Regions from separate parts of the Homo sapiens genome. Here region 2 is linked to region 1. The links are chromatin loops, found by intact Hi-C in ENCODE. Cell type or tissue: psoas muscle. All regions are shown on one strand. Links, peaks and the distances in the headings refer to the core of each region. The heading gives the core; the rest is flanking DNA.

Region 1 (2,937 bases), core at 249-2,748:
CAGGCTCGCCCAGTGCCCCAAACACTGCCACCCTGAAGTAGTGTTGGAAGCTGCTCCAGGGATGTTGCAGCCCTAAGCACAGTGACAGGTGGGGGCAGGAGCAGCAGGGGTCCCCGAGGTGTTGAGAGGCTGGTGAGGGCACAGAGAAGGGACCTCCTGGGGCTGAGGCCCCTGGTGGCCCTATGTGTTGGAGCACGCTGGCGCTTGTCTGTCCGGCCTCCAGTCACGCCAAGGCCTCCTGCCCTGACCACCAGCAATGCTGGCCTCAATGTGGCTGAAGCTGGACGTGTGACTTTGACCCCGTGAGGGGGTCCTGGGAGGGCTCAGTTGCTGCCGTTGCTGTCGTCACTGTCCAGGTATGCACCCAGTTGGCTCAGGGAGGACGCGCCAGGCGTCAGGGGTGTAGGGTTGGCCTCCTTCCTGTTCTGCGGGGCTCCTGGTGGGAGAGCGAGAGTTAGCTCATCTCAGCTCCACAGCAGACAGGCCAGGGACAAGGCACGGGGCCGGCCACCTCTGCAGGTTTGCAAGGTCCAGAGGTGACAGCATGTGAATGGCCTGGCCTTTCTGGATGGCACCTGATGGGACCCATTGCAGATTTACATCTGCACACCCGGGACTCAACAGCTCCGCTTCTGAACAATGGCCAATGCAAACCTTGCCCAGGCAGGCAACGTGCGCTGCCAAGAATGGAAATGGCGCAAAGTTCACAGTCCAGTCACTGTGGACTTAATCGCCTTAGGAAACATCATACTAAGGCAACTAAAAGACAAAAACAGGCCGGGCGCGGTGGCTCATGCCTGTAATCCCAGCATTTTGGGAGGCCGAGGTGAGTGGATCACCTGAGGTCGGGAGTTCCAGACCAGCCTGACCAACATGGAGAAATCCCACCTCTACTAATAATACAAAAATTTAGCCGGGCGTGGTGCTGTAGTCCCAGCTACTTGGGAGGCTGAGGCAGAGAACTGCTCAAACCAGGGAGGCGGAGGTTGCGGTGAGCCGAGATGGCACCACTGCACTCCAGCCTGGGCAACAGAGCAAGACTCTGTCTCAAAAAAAAAAAAAGAAAAAAGAAAAAAGAAAAAAAGAAGCCGCCTGCCTTCTCTGCTCACTCCACTAATTGGTCCTGTGGGGGTCGCAGGCCGCCCCCACCCACCCCATGAAGTCTCTGTAACTGCAAAGGGAGCTGCTGCCACCTACAGGCCACTATAGAAACCGCGCCCGGCTCTGGGAACTCTGTGACCTTACCTGGGGTGGGGGCCGCCTGAGGCTGCCCGTTGCTGCAGTCCGGGTCGGCCTTTGCCTTCTTCACCACGACCAGCCTCGACAGCGGGGGCCGGCTGCCCAGGCTGCCAACGCTCTGCTCCCAGACCTCCACCTTCCTCTTGGGCTTTGGGGCCTGCAGGTGATGGGGACACATGTGGGGGTCTGGCCCGGATCCAGGGCCCAGTCTGGCCCCTCGCCACAACCCCTGCTCACTGCCCCATGCCCACTCTTCCACTGCTGCACTGACCACATTCCTCCTCTGCTCTAAACTCCTCTATGGCTCCCCACTGCCCTAGGCTTGGCACTCAAGGCCTCTGCCCATTCTCCATCCCACATAGCCTGGTCTGGCACTTCCTGAGTCACACCATGGCTTCTCATCTCCACGCCTTTACCCATGCTATTCCCTTCACCAGGGATGCCCCCTTTTCCATGCACTCGCTTGGTGAACTCCTACTCACCCTTCAATACCCAACACAAGACACCCCTCCTCTGAGAAGCCCATCATGGTTCAAGCTCACATGCAGGCTGCATGTCCACGCTCACAGTGCCCTCTGCTGGCTGTTATAACTCTCTCCCCAACTCTGCCGTGAGCTCCTGTCTTCCCCACTGCTGGCTCTGCGGTGCCACAAACAGTTCCTGGCACAAGGAGGTGCTCAATGTACTTGAGAGAACGAGTGAAAATGGAGGAAGCCGCCTTGAGAAAGAGTTAGGGGCAGGTAGAAAAGGCCTCCAGCTCCTTAACTGCAACAGAAGGGACCCTTTAATCTATATTATTAAAAAAATTTTTTTGGGGGGAAGGTCTCACTCTATTGCCCAGGCTGGAGTGCAGTGGTGCAATCATAGCTCACTGCAGCCTCGAACTCCTGGGCTCAAGCGATTCTCCTGCCTCAGCCTCCTGCAGGTGCACGCCACCATGGCAGGCTAACATTTTTAATTTTTGTAGAGACGGGATCTCGCTATGTTGCCCAGGCTGGTCTCAAACTCCTGGCTCAAGCGATCCTCCCGTCTCAGCGTCCCAAAGAGCTGGGATGACAGGCGTGAGCCACTGCATCTAGCCTCTTCAATCTGTTTTATGTTTAAATAGAGGAAGTGGTAACCACTGGGTTAAGGAAGTCCCAATGGGTGCTCTGCCCTCACGGAGCTCACCGTGTGGGGAGGGAGAGGGACAAGGAGACCAATACCCAGGATAACATCCATCTGGGTGAGAGAGAAGCCAGGGTGCGTGAGCTTGAATTGTGAGGATGAGCTTCTCAGAGGAAGGGCGTCTTGCATTGGGTATTGAAGGGCGAGTAGGAGTTCACCAAGCGAGTGCTTGGCAAAGGGGGCATCCCAGGTAAGGGGAATGGCATGGGTAAAGGCGTGATGAGAAGCCACAGTGTGATTCAGGAAGTGCCAGGGCAGGCTAGGTGGGATGGAGAATGGGCAGAGACCTTGAGTGCCAAGCTGACGGTGTGAGGGGCGGCCACTGCTAAGGTGGTGGAGAGGCCTCCTTAAAGTTGTGGCTCTGGGCCGGGCGCAGTGGCTCATGCTTCTAATCCCGGCACTTTGGGAGGCCAAGGCAGGTGGATCACGAGGTCAGATAGAGACCATCCTGGCTAACACGGTGAAAGCCCGTCTCTACTATAAATACAAGAAATTAGCCAGGCTTGGTGGCACACGCCTGTAATCCCAGCT
Region 2 (2,866 bases), core at 115-2,614, 260 kb before region 1:
GCGCGATCTCAGCTCACTGCAACCTCCGCCTCCCGGGTTCAAGCGATTCTCCTGTCTCAGCCTCCTAAGTAGCTGGGACTACAGGTGTCCACCACCACGCCCAGCTAATTTTTGTATTTTTGGTAGATACGGGGTTTCGCCATGTTGGCCAGGCTAGTCTTGAACTCCGCACCTCAGGTGATCCGCCCGACTCGGCCTCCCAAAGTGCTGGGATTACAGGCGTGAGCCACCGCGACCGGCCCCATTGTGTGTTTATGAAGGAGACTGAGTCAGGGCTGGGTCACATTCTGTGTCTACAGGGGACAGGACTATGAGGTCTATGAGACAGGTTGACAGCTCCACTGTGGGTCCATCAGAGAAACCGAGGCAGGACAGCAGTCCTCCTGGGCGTCCATAGGGGAAACTGAGGTCCCCGCCCCCTGCAGGCAGAGCTGGAGACGCTGGTGCTGTCCCGCAGCCTGACCCAGGAGCTGCAGGGCACGGTAGAGGCTCTGGAGTCCAGCGTGCGGGGCCTGCCCGCCGGCGCCCAGGAGAAGGTGGCTGAGGTGCGGCGCAGTGTGGATGCCCTGCAGACCGCCTTCGCTGATGCCCGCTGCTTCAGGGACGTGCCAGCGGCCGCGCTGGCCGAGGGCCGGGGTCGCGTGGCCCACGCGCACGCCTGCGTGGACGAGCTGCTGGAGCTGGTGGTGCAGGCCGTGCCGCTGCCCTGGCTGGTGGGACCCTTCGCGCCCATCCTTGTGGAGCGACCCGAGCCCCTGCCCGACCTGGCGGACCTGGTGGACGAGGTCATCGGGGGCCCTGACCCCCGCTGGGCGCACCTGGACTGGCCGGCCCAGCAGAGAGCCTGGGAGGCAGAGCACAGGGACGGGAGTGGGAATGGGGATGGGGACAGGATGGGTGTTGCCGGGGACATCTGCGAGCAGGAACCCGAGACCCCCAGCTGCCCGGTCAAGCACACCCTGATGCCCGAGCTGGACTTCTGACCCATGGGCCAGTGGAGGCGGGGAGGAAAGGCCACCTGCACACCCCGATCCCTGCTGCCCCCTGGTGGCCACACGTAAGCTCGAGGCCTTGGCCTTGACCCTTCTTTGGAATCAGGCCCAACTCCGGATCTCTGACCACCTTTTTGGTATTGGACTCTCCCATTTTTTCCTTGAACACATGGACAAAGAGGCCCGGGGGAGCAGGGCCTCGAACCCTATTCAGGCCAACTTGAGCCACAAGCTGGGTTCTTCACCTATGTCCTGCTCCCTGGCTCCATGAAGCGAATCCAAATCTTTCCAAGAGGCTGGGCACAGTGGCTCACGCCTGTAATCCCAGCACTTTGGGAGTCTGAGGCAGGTGGATCATCTGAAGTCAGGAGTTCGGGATCATCCTGGCCAACATGATGAAACCCTGTCTCTACTTAGAAAGAAAGAAAAAAAAAAAAAAAGCCAGGTGTGGTGGTGTGCACCTGTAGTCCCAGCTAGTTGTGAGGCTGACGCAGAAGAATTGCTTAAACCCGAGAGGCGCGGAGCTTGCAGTGAGCAGAGATCGCGCCACTGCACACCAGCCTGGGTGACAGAGCGAGACTCCATCTAACAAAAAATAATAGTAACAGCCTCCCGAAGAAATACACATTTTGCCCAATGCCTTCTGTTTGGGGCTTTGAAAAGTGAGCCCTGACTGGGTGTGGTGGTTGACACCTGTTATCACAGCACTTTGGGAGGCCAAGGTGGGAGGACTGCTTGAGCCCAGGAGTTGGAGGCTGCAGTGAGCCATGATCTTGCCCCTGCGCTCTCGCCTGGGTGACAGAGCAAGACTCTATCTCAAAAATGTTTTTAAAAAATACTTCCTAGGGAAACACACATTTTGCCCTATTTGGAACTTTGAAAAGTGAGCCCTCCTCTGCCCATGGGCCGTGCTGCTCAGCCTGCCATACTCGCTTGCTTTGCTGTTTGGGATTTGCCTCCAGAATAAAGGTCCTTTTTGTTGTTGAAAGGCCCACGTGTGTGTTCCAGCCAGGGTGAGTCTCAGTCCCAGGGGGCTGGGGGCCACGGAGGTGTGTCACTGCTGAGACATGGAGAAGGGGGTGTGTAGAGCCAGAGTTCAAGATCTAGAAGAATGGTGCTTCTCTGACCTGCCTGTCATCCTGTCTGGGATCCACCGTTACTGCCCAGCCCATGTGGGGTAAGCATTACCACTTAAAATTAGCCGGGCACCATGGCTCATATCGGTAATCCCAGCACTTTGGGAGGCTGAGGTGGGAGGATTTCATGAGCCCGGGAGTTTTGACACCAGCCTGGGCAACATAGGAGACCTTGTCTCTACGAAAAATTTTAAAATGACACATGGTACGAGCCTGTGCCCCAGCTACTCGGGAGGCTGAGGCAGCAGGATCGCTTGAGCCTAGGAAGTTGAGGTTGCAGTGAGCTTGGATCAGTAACCACTCCACTCCAGCCTGGGCAACAGAGTGAGACCCTGTCTCTAAAAATAAACAACAGCATTGCCCCTTTGGCCGCATGGAAGCTGTTCTCATCTTGGTACAGGTGAATTTCATGGAATTGCAGGGAGCAGAAAAGATGGGGAAGGAGTCAGATGGGGCAGCTCTCTCTCTACCTCCTGGTCCTGCAGGAGCTGGTCTTGCTGTGGTCTCTCCAGCTGCACTGGCCAGGATGGGAAGACAGAGGCAGGGCAAGGGCCATAGGCTGGTCTCGGGGGTTTCCTCCTGTCCTCTGACCGCATTCCTGGCTGCTCTTCCGACTCCCCTGGGGCTGGGCGGGGTGTTGGGAAACCACAGCTTGGTATGGTGAGGTCAGGGTGGCCCCTGACTTCCCTGGGACATAGTCCAGAGGGCAGCTCTGGGATCTCCGACCACTTCCACCAG

The links. Hi-C counts contacts between places; a loop is a spot of excess contacts. Peaks named below come from ENCODE experiments on the same cell type or tissue, not always from the same donor. Only the 100,000 strongest peaks of a DNase experiment are listed, where the experiment ranks them.
Region 2: a loop joins it to region 1, with 3 times the contacts of the local background. A loop is called at or near these places in 36 of 110 quality-filtered maps.

The regions. Positions count from the first base shown.
Region 1 is chr19:4,266,083-4,269,019 of GRCh38, reverse strand. It overlaps YJU2 (YJU2 splicing factor homolog), which reads right to left. Exons shown (of 8, transcript NM_018074.6): 7 at 1,246-1,396; 8 at 1-436. The coding sequence ends at 324. Among named protein-coding and RNA genes, the nearest start is that of SHD, 12 kb to the left of the region's middle. In psoas muscle, for the core only: CTCF peaks have their summits at 1,194 (motif pointing left) and 1,865; a DNase peak (open chromatin) is centred at 1,219.
Region 2 is chr19:4,521,645-4,524,510 of GRCh38, reverse strand. It overlaps PLIN5 (perilipin 5), which reads left to right. Exons shown (of 8, transcript NM_001013706.3): 8 at 426-1,980. The coding sequence ends at 983. Among named protein-coding and RNA genes, the nearest start is that of PLIN4, 4.6 kb to the right of the region's middle. In psoas muscle, for the core only: a CTCF peak has its summit at 1,052 (motif pointing left); a DNase peak (open chromatin) is centred at 1,040; H3K27ac peaks cover 711 bases.